Regions from separate parts of the Homo sapiens genome. Here all the other regions are linked to region 2. The links are chromatin contacts, found by Hi-C or POLR2A ChIA-PET in ENCODE. All regions are on one chromosome and are shown on one strand. Each heading gives the region's core, a stretch centred on a gene start or an enhancer-like site at or near the end of the contact. The rest is flanking DNA. Distances are from core to core; before and after follow the strand shown.

Evidence for each region. Hi-C counts contacts between places; a loop is a spot of excess contacts on that map. ChIA-PET counts read pairs that join two places held with the same protein, here RNA polymerase II (POLR2A). Pooled maps may share reads with other maps.
Region 1: a loop to region 2 is called in a map of CD4-positive, alpha-beta T cell, with 3 times the contacts of the local background. The contact joins the promoter of SLC67A1 here to the promoter of CTSD in region 2. A Hi-C loop is called at or near these places in 2 of 168 maps with a recorded cell type or tissue (CD4-positive, alpha-beta T cell and naive thymus-derived CD4-positive, alpha-beta T cell), 1 of 37 single-sample maps with no recorded cell type and 8 of 50 pooled maps. POLR2A ChIA-PET finds 5 or more read pairs at or near these places in 1 of 52 experiments (H1).
Region 3: a loop to region 2 is called in a map of prostate gland, with 4 times the contacts of the local background. The contact joins the promoter of CDKN1C here to the promoter of CTSD in region 2. A Hi-C loop is called at or near these places in 3 of 168 maps with a recorded cell type or tissue (CD4-positive, alpha-beta T cell, ascending aorta and prostate gland) and 10 of 50 pooled maps. POLR2A ChIA-PET finds 5 or more read pairs at or near these places in 1 of 52 experiments (H1).

What each region holds. Positions count from the first base shown.
Region 1 is chr11:2,899,570-2,903,650 of GRCh38, forward strand. SLC67A1 (solute carrier family 67 member 1) reads left to right here and starts at 2,709. Exons shown (of 11, transcript NM_002555.6): 1 at 2,709-2,795; 2 at 3,645-3,920. The coding sequence starts at 3,777. It overlaps SLC67A1-AS (SLC67A1 antisense RNA), which reads right to left and starts at 4,006. Exons shown (of 3, transcript NR_169305.1): 1 at 3,890-4,006; 2 at 3,015-3,140. RefSeq lists a silencer at 2,841-2,970 and an enhancer at 3,896-4,081.
Region 2 is chr11:1,762,677-1,766,409 of GRCh38, forward strand. It overlaps CTSD (cathepsin D), which reads right to left and starts at 1,251. Exons shown (of 9, transcript NM_001909.5): 1 at 1,116-1,251. The coding sequence starts at 1,183. RefSeq lists silencers at 821-910, 1,161-1,630.
Region 3 is chr11:2,884,444-2,888,379 of GRCh38, forward strand. CDKN1C (cyclin dependent kinase inhibitor 1C) reads right to left here and starts at 1,332. Exons shown (of 4, transcript NM_001122630.2): 1 at 1,191-1,332; 2 at 227-1,023. The coding sequence starts at 1,013. It overlaps SLC67A1-AS (SLC67A1 antisense RNA), which reads right to left. Exons shown (of 3, transcript NR_169305.1): 3 at 2,901-3,936. RefSeq lists enhancers at 322-1,157, 1,158-1,993, 1,994-2,829.

The DNA of each region.
Region 1 (4,081 bases), core at 1,459-3,958, 1.1 Mb after region 2:
GCTGGCCCACAACCAAAGCCGCTTCCTCTGGAGGAGGAAGTCCAGGGGTGCCAGGGTTCCACTTGCTTTCTTCTTCACCCAGCCTAAAGGGCAATTTTCCCACATTCCCTCAGAACCAGGAAGTTCCCCCATTCACACTGAGCCTGTTCATGACAAAAAAAAAGGTCTCTCCGATTTCCTCTGCTCAACCAGTTCCCTGGCTACCTGAGGCCCTGCTTCACCTGGAGGAAGACAGTGGTAAGTTTCCAGCATCTCCACCACACCTCAGCGCCAGAGGACCCTCAGCCTCCCTCGCACACCTCTGGGCAGTTTGGTAACTCATCCCATCTCCTCCTGCCGCTTCATCCTCTAAGCCCTCCCCAGGGAACCCAGGAGGCGTCTGGAACCTGTTGGGGACAGTCCCTCACACCTGCCCCATTGAGTAAGGGTTCATGTGGATGCCCATCCTCCCCCAGGAGTCCCAAATCTAAGACACTCTGAGACTCCTGTCACCCACCCCCACCTTACACAGCCGGCCTTTCTGTGCAGTCCTTCCAGGAAACTCTGGCTGGACCTGGGCTCTCGGCTTGACTGCACTCTCCCCAAGTCCCCAGGGCGGCCAGTGGTGACTATTCTTGAAAACGAGCTTGGCAGAGGATCTGGGGACACGCACTCCAGATGCAAACACGTTTGCACTCTTTGGGCTGGAATCCCCTCGAGCGGTACACTGCACCCGTGGGCTTGCTAAGAAACCACCTCACAGAGGGCAGATTGATTGGACAAAAGGCATTTGGTCCCCAAATTGATTGACGTGTGTGAATGGGAGTTTTCAGAACAAAGACCCAAAGATATGGGGGAAACAGGCTGGGCGCGGTGGCTCACGCCTGTAATCCCAGCACTTTGGGAGGCCGAGGGGGGGCGGATCACGAGGTCAGGAGATCGAGACCATCCTGGCTAACACGGTGAAACTCCGTCTCTACTAAAAATACAAAAAAATTAGCGGGGGCTGTGGCGGGCGCCTGTAGTCCCAGCTACTCGGGAGGCTGAGGCAGGAGAATGGCGTGAACCCGGGAGGCGGAGCTTGCAGCGAGCCGAGATCGCGCCACTGCACTTCAGCCTGGGTGACAGAGCAAGACTCCGTCTCAAAAAAAAAAAAAAAAAAAAAAAAAGATATGGGGGAAATTGCCATTTCTGATGCTTAGGCTCAACAAAGTATGGACATCCATGCGGGAACACAGATGAACCAAGGGACCTGCACTAATGCTCCTGGACCGCAAGGGGAAGCGCAGCGAGGGCTGTTGGTCTAGATTTCTTGAACTTTCTGAGCAGCATTCCTTCCTTCTGGGCATGGAGCAGGACCCTCCTGGAATGGGGTCTTATGCCCTACAGTCAAACAAGAGAGGTCAGATAATTTATGGCCAGCTTCTAAACACAAAGGTGGAGGGAAAGTTAGAGCAATATTTTTAGGTTTGATGTCTGGCTGTGTGGAAAGGCGGGGTTCTGATTTCTATGACCTGCCCTGGGGAAAATGGATTCCAGTTTCTAAGGCCAGCTTCGGGGAAAATGGCACTGAGAGACAGGAGAGCAAGAGAAGGTCAGAGAAACACTTTTTCTTCCGAAGCTGCTTCTGAGGCCTTCATTTTGGGGTATTGTTTTCTGATGCCCAACATATCTGAGCTGCTGAACGAAGGGTAGCTGCTGAACCACTCCCACGGTGACTTGGAATGGCTTAGCCAGCCGGCCTTGGGCCACCTGGCTCTGGCCCCCCTGCCCACCAGGACTTTGGCCGGCTCTCGCTCGCCTCTGCGATGTCCGTCCCACCCTGTCTCACCCCTGCAGTTTTCTGCTCTGTGGAGCGATGATTGACACATGGCAGGGGGACACTGGTTTTGACATTTGAGCCTGTGCCCAGCCCTTGCCTGGGGAGGAGGTGGGGCAGGAGTCCTGAATGAGCATCTCCCTACTTAGTGACAGTCAGGGGCACGGAGAATGGTGCCCAGGCCAAGGGCAGGGCTTGGGCCAAGTGTGCGCAGCGTGGGGTGTGTGTGCTCCAGCGGCTCCTGCTGCGGAGGGCGGCATGAGGCTTGTTTACCTGTGTGCTGGCATCTCTGGTGGCCCCTGCAAGGGTGGGGAAGTGGCAGGCAGGGTGAAATGGGGAAAAGTGGGCTCTCAACTGCTCCTAGCAGCCTCCGGGTCTGGGGAGGGAAGTGAGGAGGGGCCCAGAGCTGTCTCCTGGTCACTCTTCTGGGGCTCTGTGCAGACCTTTGGCAGGGCCAGGCTACACCACACCCTCTACAACCTCCCCTGACTTCTTCCCCTAACCCCTCACCACCATTCCTCCGCTTTTCTCTCCCCGCCCCTGCCTCCCCTCCATTCTCTCCTTCCCTCCACCTCCCGGTCCCATCCCCTGCCCACACTGCCCCTCCTCAGGCCCAAAGTGGACACCGGTGCTGCCTGAGGGTCAGAGTGTCCACCTCCAGCAGCCCGGGCACCGGGCAGGATTCAAGCTGGAGGGGGCTGGGGCGGGCGAAGCCGGGCACGGGGCGAGCCCGCTGGTGGGCGGGGCAGGGGCGGGTCCTTCGAGGGGAGGGGCGGGCTCGGCCAGTGAGAGCGCAGAAACCGTGGCACGGGCGCTCCCGGAACTGGCGATTGCAAAGCGCGAGGGCTGGAACTCAGACCCAGAGGGGCGGTCCCTGTTGCAAGTCATCTCCCGAAAGGGCGGGGCCGGGGCTCATCCCGGAAGGACCGGTGTCTAGGTCACCCTGGAGCGCTCACCCCACCGGCACCCGTGCCCAAGCCCGCCCCTGCAAAGGCAGGTACTCGAGCACACTCCGGAGAGGGCGGCCTCTGAGCCCCGAACCCCGAACTCCGGCGCAGCGTCGCACCTCTGCCCAATGAGGTGCCCCTGACGTGCCTGCTGCGGCTGCCCTGCTCCCCCCAGCCTCCCTGCATCCCGGGATGGGGGAGGGCGCCAGGCGCAGCTCCCGGACCCTCAGGGGTCTCCCCGCCCTACCCCACCAGCCTGGGTTCGGTACCTCGGGGCTCAGATGTGCAGTCAGCTGTTAATGTGGCAAAATTTGGGGAAGTCCTCTGCAGCCGCAAAATCCAGTTCCCACCAGTTGGAGGCCGGGCGGGGAAGGGTGGGGACAGACAGCACTCCGCTGTGGGAGGTAAGGCAGAGCTACTGGGGAGCCTGGAAGGCTGAGCTATGTCTCCCCTACGCAAGACCATTCCAGAAGCCCCTTGGAGCTCTGGCTGCTGGCCACAGGGGAAGGTAGACCTTCCCTGAGAGCTGCACTGTGTTGGGGACAGGGCCACTGTGGGCCTACGGAGGGCCTCCAGGCACAGGGACCCACATCAGCCCTCTGGCCACAGAAGGCGCTGATGATTTGAGGTGGACTCAGCCACCACTCCGAGCCTCTGCCTCCCTCTAAAAGTGGGGCATGGCACATTCCTGTGTCAGGCAACCAGGCACTGAGCCTGGCCCACCTGCAGGGGTCGGGGGGAGCAGCTTGTCCCTGTCTCCCCTCCCCGGGAGGCTGTGTGCCTGGAGACCAGAGCTGTCAAAAGTGGAGGAGGGGGACCCCCTGATGTGTCCTCTAAGGTCCAGGTAGCAGGAGAGCTCCACTGGGGAGGGGGTCCTGCAGTGCTGTCCTCTCTTGCAGGCAAGGCCAGGCGGGTGCTGCCTGGGACCCAGTGACTCAGCACCCCTGCCCGGATCAACTGGACTTTTGCCCCCTGCTCCGCCAGCCTCCTGCTTGGATCTCTCCTGGGTCTCCCTGCTGCGCCTGTCCAGGATGCAGGGAGCTCGGGCTCCCAGGGACCAGGGCCGGTCCCCCGGCAGGATGAGCGCTCTAGGCCGGTCCTCGGTCATCTTGCTTACCTACGTGCTGGCCGCCACAGAACTTACCTGCCTCTTCATGCAGTTCTCCATCGTGCCAGTGAGTAACACACCCCAGCCCCTGCAGCCCCAGCCAGGGCTGAACCGCTGTTCCTCCTGCCCTCCATCTGGGCCGTCGCAGAGAGTGGGGGTGGGGGTTTCATGCTGCCAGGGCCCCTCCCAGTTGGGACTCATGCCACGCTTAAGCTGAGTAAGTTAAGG
Region 2 (3,733 bases), core at 1-2,500:
CAGCTACCCTTCCCTCCAAGAAGCCCCAGGATCGTTTCCCCTCTGCTGTGTCTGTCCTCCTTGGAGAGGGGAGGCCTGTGGATAGGCTGGCAAGGTCAAGGCAGGCTCAGGCTTGTGGCTACTCCCCCACAACGACTTTAATTGGGGCTACCCGCCCCCGGGCCATTCCCCACAGCCTTTGGTGAGGCTCAGTCCTACCCAGCTGGCCCAGCCAGCTCCAGCCCCTGCAGCCTTCTGACCTCACCCACCTGCCAAAAGGCAGTGGACCCATCGCAGATCCCAGGTCTCCCACAAAGGCCCAGAGCAAGGGTGGGGCAGGTGCCCAATGGGATGGGTCAGCATACCCCTCCTGGGAATGCGGGCTGCCTTGCAAGGGCTGGGGAGGGGGTCAAGAAAGCAGACTGCAGCATGGCCCTCCTCTGCCCAGCTGGTCAGGCATGGCCGGGCCCCATCCCATCCAGGCCCAATCGGTGGCCTCACCTGGCACAGGGGATCGGCCTGAGGAGCGTGTGGGCCTCACTACAGCACAACCCCAGGCCCGGGGTGGGTGAGCCGACCCACTCCCCATGCCTCCTCCTCTCTCAGGGACATGGGAACTCCTAGGGTCTCGAGGGGTCTCCCAGCCCAGGGCCTGTGATAAGAGCCGCTGGAGCAAACTTTTAAAGCCCCCAGTTCACAGGTGGTAAAGGGGTCCCTAAGGAAATGGACTCGCCCAGACTCGGGGGCTCTGAGGCCTGACCTAGGTCTCCAGCAACAAGGGCGCTCAGTACAGACCCCAATTCCACCTGCCCCGAATGAGCACTACCTCCCCCCGCCCCGCCCCGTCTCCAGGGAGGCTGCGGTCAGTCTGCAGTCCTCAAGGTACAACCCAGGGTGGCATATGGGGGAGAGGCATCTGGCGCCTCTGCCCCGGGTCCCCTGCACCTCCGGAGCCCGGCGCCCCGTAGGCGGGTGGTCCGTGCAGGAGGCCGCGCAGGGCGGCACAGGTGCATTCCAGCGCGGGGGGCGCAAGGGGCTCGTGGGGGCCACAGGGGAGCGCGAAAGTCACCACAGGCCCCGGGACCTCGGCGCCGCGACCCCTGCCCGTCCCTGAGCCCCGGCCCCTGAGGCTTCACCTGACGAGCGCGGAGGCGGGTGCAGCCAGCAGGCAGAGGGCGAGCGGCAGAAGGCTGGAGGGCTGCATGGCGGCGGCGGCCGGGTCGGAGAGGGTCGCCGAGGCCGTGCGCTTATAGCCGGGATGACGCCGCAGTTGGGCCGGATCAGCTGACCCGCGTGTTTGCACCCGGACCGGTCACGTGGGCGCGGCCGGCGTGCGCGGGGCGGGGCGGAGCGGGGCCTGGCCTGGGCGGGGCAACCTCGGCGCACGCGCACAGCGCCCGGGCGGGGGGCGGGGTGGTGGTGCGCCTGCCGCGCCTACAGTTCCCGCCGCTCGCGCCCGCGGGGTCAGCCCGGCCCAGCTTCTGGGGTCTGGAGGATTCCCGTTTCGGCCTGGCCTGGGGTCGTGGGGCGGCCCACCCTGGAGGGCCCCGCGGGGTGACCCCTGTCCCGGCCGCCGCGGCCGTCCCCGCGTCCAGGCCTGCGCGGGGCGCTGCGCCGTGGGCTCCTGCACCTGCTCCTCCCGGCGCCCCCTCGTCCCCCTCCGAGACGCTCCCAGACATCCTCTCTGGAAGCCTCTTGCAAACCAAGGTTAAATTCAAAGTCCCCAGCCCACCGAATGGACCCTCCGCTCCTCTACAGGGCTTCCAGAGAAACCTGGAAAACCAGCTCAGGCCCTGCCGCAAAGGGGGTCGGACCCGCTCCGCCCTCTCCCTCTGGGCGCTGTGCTTAGAGACTCAGGCCTCACCGATGGCTCTAGCCTCCAGATCCCAAATTCCAGCCTCACACTGGCACAGCCTCACGTGGCAGACAGCAGGCCCGAAGGCAGGCAAAGTATTCCACCCTAAAATACATTCCTTTCACATGTTTTGATATGGCACTGCACAGCTGTCTCTTGAGGGGGCGAAATTCGCGTTTTCTAGAGAAGCTCCTTCCCTTAGGAGGTCGGGCACCTTTTGTCCACTCACGTCAACTCTTTTTTTTTTTTTTTTTTTTTTGAGACAGAATCTCGCTCTGTGGCCCAGGCTGGAGTGCAGTGGCATGATCTCGGCTCACTGCAACCTCTACCTCCTGGGTTCAAGCGATTCTCCTGCCTCAGCCTCCTAAGTAGCTGGGATTACAGGCGCGTGCTACCACGCCTGGCTAATATGTATATATACACACACGTATGTATATATATATATACACACACACACATATATAGTGTATATATACACATATATATACGTATATATATACACTATATATGTATATACATATATGTATATGTGTATATATGTGTATATATACATGTATATGTGTATATATGTGTATATATATACATGTATATGTGTATATATATACATGTATATGTGTATATATATACATGTATATGTGTATATATATACATGTATATGTGTATATATATACATGTATATGTGTATATATATATACATGTATATGTGTATATATGTTTTGTATTTTTAGTAGAGATGGTGTTTCACCATGTTGGCCAGGCTGGTCTCGAACTCCTGACCTCAGGTGATCTGCCTGCCTCAGCCTTCCAAAGTGCTGGGATTACAGGCGTGAGTAATCCCACTTTAACTCTTTAGGCAAAACATAACTCTTTCAACCACTTGCCAATCAGGAAATCTTTGAATCCCCTATGACCTGGAAGCTGCCCCTGCCAACCCTGTTTCTAGGCTGAACCAATGTATATCTTACATATGTTGATTTATGGTTTTGGCCTGTAACATCTGTCTCTGTAAAATCCGTAAAACCAGGCCGGGCATGGTGACTGTTGCCTATAATCCCAGCATACTCGGAGGCCAAGGTGGGAGCATTGCTTGAGCTGAAGAGCTTGAGATCAGCCTGGGCAACATGGTGAGACCCTGTCTCTACAGAAAAGACCTGAAAATTTTAAAAAAAAGTATAAAGCCAAGCTGTTACCCAGCCACCTTGCTCACATATTCTCAGGACCTGCTGAGGTGGTTTCACAGGTCATAGTCCTCACATTTGCTCAGAATAAATATCTTCAAATATTTTATAGTGTTTGGCTTTTTTTCAACAACACTCCCTATACCCAGGGTACCCAGATGGACCTCATCCTTACTCTCCAAGTGTCCCCTGCCCAAGCGCCCACTCTCCACCTCCTCAGAGCAGCACCTCACTGGGCCCTGCCCTGGCCACCCTGGGCCCTCCTCCCTTAGCCCAGACTTGCCCATCTCCAATGTGGCACCATCCCTGGAACCCCATCTCCAACGTGGCACCGTCCCTGGAACCCCGTCTTCAACGTGGCACTGTCCCTGGAACCCCATCTCTAACGTGGCACCGTCCCTGGAACCCCGTCTTCAACGTGGCACTGTCCCTGGAGGCCTGTCTCCAACGTGGCACCGTCCCTCTAGGCCCCGACCTCAAAGGTGAGCAGTGTATCCAGGTCAGAAACTGGGTCTCCCGACACTGAGCCTGCAGAGGCCATGGTGACAGTTGCCCCAGGACTTCACCATTCTCGTGTGCCCTGGTCCTGCCTGGCATGGGGGACTGAATTAGGCCTGTTGGAGGGGAGGGCCCGGTCATTCCCCAGATGCTCTGGAGCACACAGCCAGGCGGGAGGTGCGGTCGCTGTAAGTAGGAAAGGGATATTGGGACAAATCATTTA
Region 3 (3,936 bases), core at 82-2,581, 1.1 Mb after region 2:
GTCGCGGCCGGGATTCAGCCTCCCACCCCGCCCGCGCGAAGCCGCTGGAGGGCACAACAACGGGGCGGGGAGGGGGGTAAGGGCGCAGCCGCGCCCTGAGCGCTGCGGGCCCTTTAATGCCACGGGAGGAGGCGGGAACCCAGCGAGGCCCCCGAGGGCTGGGGGGACCGGCCGGCCGGACAAAGCGGGGCCGGGCCGGGCCGGGGCGGGGCCGTGCGGGGCTCACCGGAGATCAGAGGCCCGGACAGCTTCTTGATCGCCGCGCCGTTGGCGCTGGCGGCCGCGGTGCCGGCCGCGGGACGTCCCGAAATCCCCGAGTGCAGCTGGTCAGCGAGAGGCTCCTGGCCGCGCTGCCCCTGGTTCGCGCCCTGCTCGGCGCTCTCTTGAGGCGCCGCGTCCGGGGCCGGGGCCGGGGCGGGGGCCGGGGCCGGGGCCGGGGCCGGGGCTGGGGCCGGGGCCGCGACTGGAGCCGGGGCCGGAGCCGGAGCCGGAGCCGGGGCCGGGGCCGGGGCCAGGACCGCGACCGCGACCGGAGCCGCGACCGGAGCCGCGACCGGAGCCGGAGCCGGGGCCGGGGCTGGAGCCAGGACCGGGACTGGGGGCGGGGTGGACGCCGGGGCCGGGACCGGGACACTAGGCAGCTGCTCCGGCGCCTCCTCGAGGCCGTCGAGGGACTCAGCGGCCGGCTCGAGGGGCGGGCTGACAGCCACCGCGACCGCGACGGGCCGCGGCGCCAGCAGCAGGCGGCAGCGCCCCACCTGCACCGTCTCGCGGTAGAACGCGGGCACCGAGTCGCTGTCCACTTCGGTCCACTGCAGGCGTCCAGGGCCCCGCAGCGGCATGTCCTGCTGGAAGTCGTAATCCCAGCGGTTCTGGTCCTCGGCGTTCAGCTCGGCCAGGCGGGCCTGCAGCTCGCGGCTCAGCTCCTCGTGGTCCACCGGCCCGAAGAGGCTGCGGCAGGCGCTGGTGCGCACTAGTACTGGGAAGGTCCCACGGGCGACAAGACGCTCCATCGTGGATGTGCTGCGGAGGGACGCGTCGGACATGGCCCGGGGCTGCGCAAACGCGGGCAGCGAGAGAGGAGAGGACAGCGAGAAGAAGGGGAAAGGAGAGGAGGAGAGGGCGGAGGCCGGGCGCAAGGGAGACCCCGCGCCGCCCGACTCTGCGTGTGCGAGGGACGCGGCGGCTACCTGGCTGTCCGGTGGTGGACTCTTCTGCGTCGGGTTCGCCTGTCTCGTCCGGACGGCAGCCGCGCCCCCTCGATGCCTGCTGGCTAGCTCGCTCGCTCAGGCCTGGCCGGCACCCCTCGAGCACAGCGCACTTGGCCTGTGGAACGCCCAGCCCGCCTGCGCCCCCTTTATACGCGCGGGCCCCACCCCCGTGCGCGCGGGCCCGGCCGCGATTAGCATAATGTAGTATTTTCAGTTTCAACAACACCACGGCGATTGGCGGCCGCCCCGCTGCCCCGCCCCGCCGCGGCCCGGCCCCCGCGCACCGCCCATTGGCCGCGCGCACACCCACCGGGGGCGGGGCGGGGCGCGCGGCCGGGGCGCGCGGCTGATTGGCGGCCGCGGGGCGAGCGCGCTGTAGCAGGGGAAGGGGGCGGTGAGCGGGGCGGGGGCGGGAGTTAAAGGGCGCTGCGGGCGGTAACGTGACACCGCGACGCCCGCCCCCTCGCCCCATCCCCCCTGCAACACTCCCCCACCCCCCCGGCTCCCGCCCCCCGCCGGCTCCTTTGTCTGCAGGCGGGGGCCTCAGCCCAGCGCGGCAGGGGCCGGCTCCTGGCGGGTCCGGTGTCCGGCCAGGCCCAACTCGACCCCGGCCCGGTCCGGACCCCGGCGCCCAGCTCCGTCCCGCGCTCGCCCGTGGGCCTCCTGCGCCAGCTGACGAGGCTTGGACCCGCCGCTGCCAGCTCGGCCCTGGCCTGCGCCGGATGGGGTCTTCGGCTGCCCCCGCGCGGCCTGCTGCTGCTGGGCTGGTGTCCCTTCGAGGGCTCCGCGCGCCTGGAGCCCTCACACACCTGCTGGCCCTAAGGCCCTCGAGTCGGGAGGGGGGACAGGGGTCAGCTCCACTCTTTCCCCGAGGGACCATGTGTGGGACACCTTGAGAGACTCCCACCAGCCCCCTGGAGCTGGAGTCTGAAGCCGCTATCTGCGGAGGCCCACCCTGCCCAGTAGATGGAACAGGGGCTGAGCCCATCATGTCACTGTCGGGGGTCCCAGCCCTTCTCAGCCTTGGGCCAGACCACTCCAGCCCCGGGATCTGCCTGTCCAGGCTGGCTGGAAGCTGTTGTACTGGGTAAAAGTGAAAGATCTGCCCGAGGTCATAGGGGAAGGGGCTGTGAAGGACCATGCCCCTCCCCCGCCTGCAGCCCTTCCTGGTACAGACCTCGGTCGTGCGCGCACGCACACACACACACACACACACACGCACGCACACACACGGTGCTTCACCCCAGCCAGGCCAGACCAAAAGAGACCATTATTTCCTGCTGCCTCCCTTTTGGCCCACCTACCATGAGGCAGGGAGCCCCCTCCTCAAACCAGGAGCCTCCCAGATCGGGATGGGGACTGTCAGACACCTGTTGGAGGGTCCAGCAGCCCATGAGATCTAAGCCCCTATCTCAGGTGAGCCTGTGAGCCAGCAGAGAGACCTCTGGGAGGGAGGGAAGGTGCGGTCCCCTGAACCCCAACCAGCCTGCCTTTGAGTCCCAAGACACCCCCACCCCCATGGAATGCTGTGGCAGTGTGCAGCTGCAGCTGGGGGAGCAGGGCGGGTCTTCTGGGTCTCAGGGAAGCGAGATCTGAAGTGAGGGGGGTGAACTGGATGGGACAGGGCGTTAACCCAGGAGAGGGGCCAGGGCCATTCTTGGCTCTTGATGGTGGAACCAAAAGCCATGATTTATGTGCAATTTCATATTCTTCTCTGTGCACAATTTACAAATTTCCCGCAACAAGCCCAGATGTCACAATTTTCATCTTAGGAAAACAAAGAGAAGCTGAAGAAGGCTCCCCAGGCCCTGCGAACCCCTCAAGCAGGGCTCATATCAACTGGCCTGGGGGCAGAAAGAGGCAAAGTCTAGTCTGCTCCATGCCCCTATGCTGCCACCTCCCCAGAGACTAGGAGCAAAGGGCTAGAGTGGGTAGTGACCTAGAGGCCCCCGGATACCCACACTCCAACCATCAGGACTCATTGGCCTTGGTGACACCACTCAGAGGGTGTAGCTGCCATCATCCTGTGTTATAGAAGAGCAGCAGAGACCGCGTCAGCCGCTGAGGCCGCACAGCTGGAAGGAAGCAGGGCTCAGAACTCCCGGGCTGCCTGGCTTTCTGGTTTGGTTTCCACTTAGGTTTCCTACTTTTATTTTTCCACTTTACCAGCTTAATTACAGAGTCAAACCCAGTGCTGTGGGGATTCCTCCGTCTTGGCCTCGTTAGAAGCTGAGAGGTGACCTGCTCTAAGTCTGTCACTCTGAATTCGATCAAAGATGGTACCCAATAGCATTTTAAACCTGCACGTCCCAGGAGCGGGGCTGTGTCCCCCCAGCCCAAGCCAGGGACACACCTGGAGGAAGGCACCCCAGGAGCTGGGGGCTGGGAGTTCCAGGCTCTGAGAGGAGGCCCAATGGGCCCAGAAGCAAGCAAACATCTGTCTAGGTGCAACAATCAAGCTCTATTTTTGTAATTAAAAATGTATCCAAAGGGAAAAAAGAAACAAAAGGAACAATATTTGTACTCTATGTTGCTGCAGAGAGCAGAACTGCGGAGGGGGTGCTAGTCCCAAGGGGTGGACTGTGCTGTGCTAGTGCCCTAAATCCTGCAAGCGCGGGGTTGGGGGGGCGGGGGAGACCGCTGTCGGGGGTCGTGAGTTCCGGGCCCTTGTGTGCATGTTCACGTCCTGTCATTCTTGCCCCCAGCTGAGAGAGCAGTAGAGGAA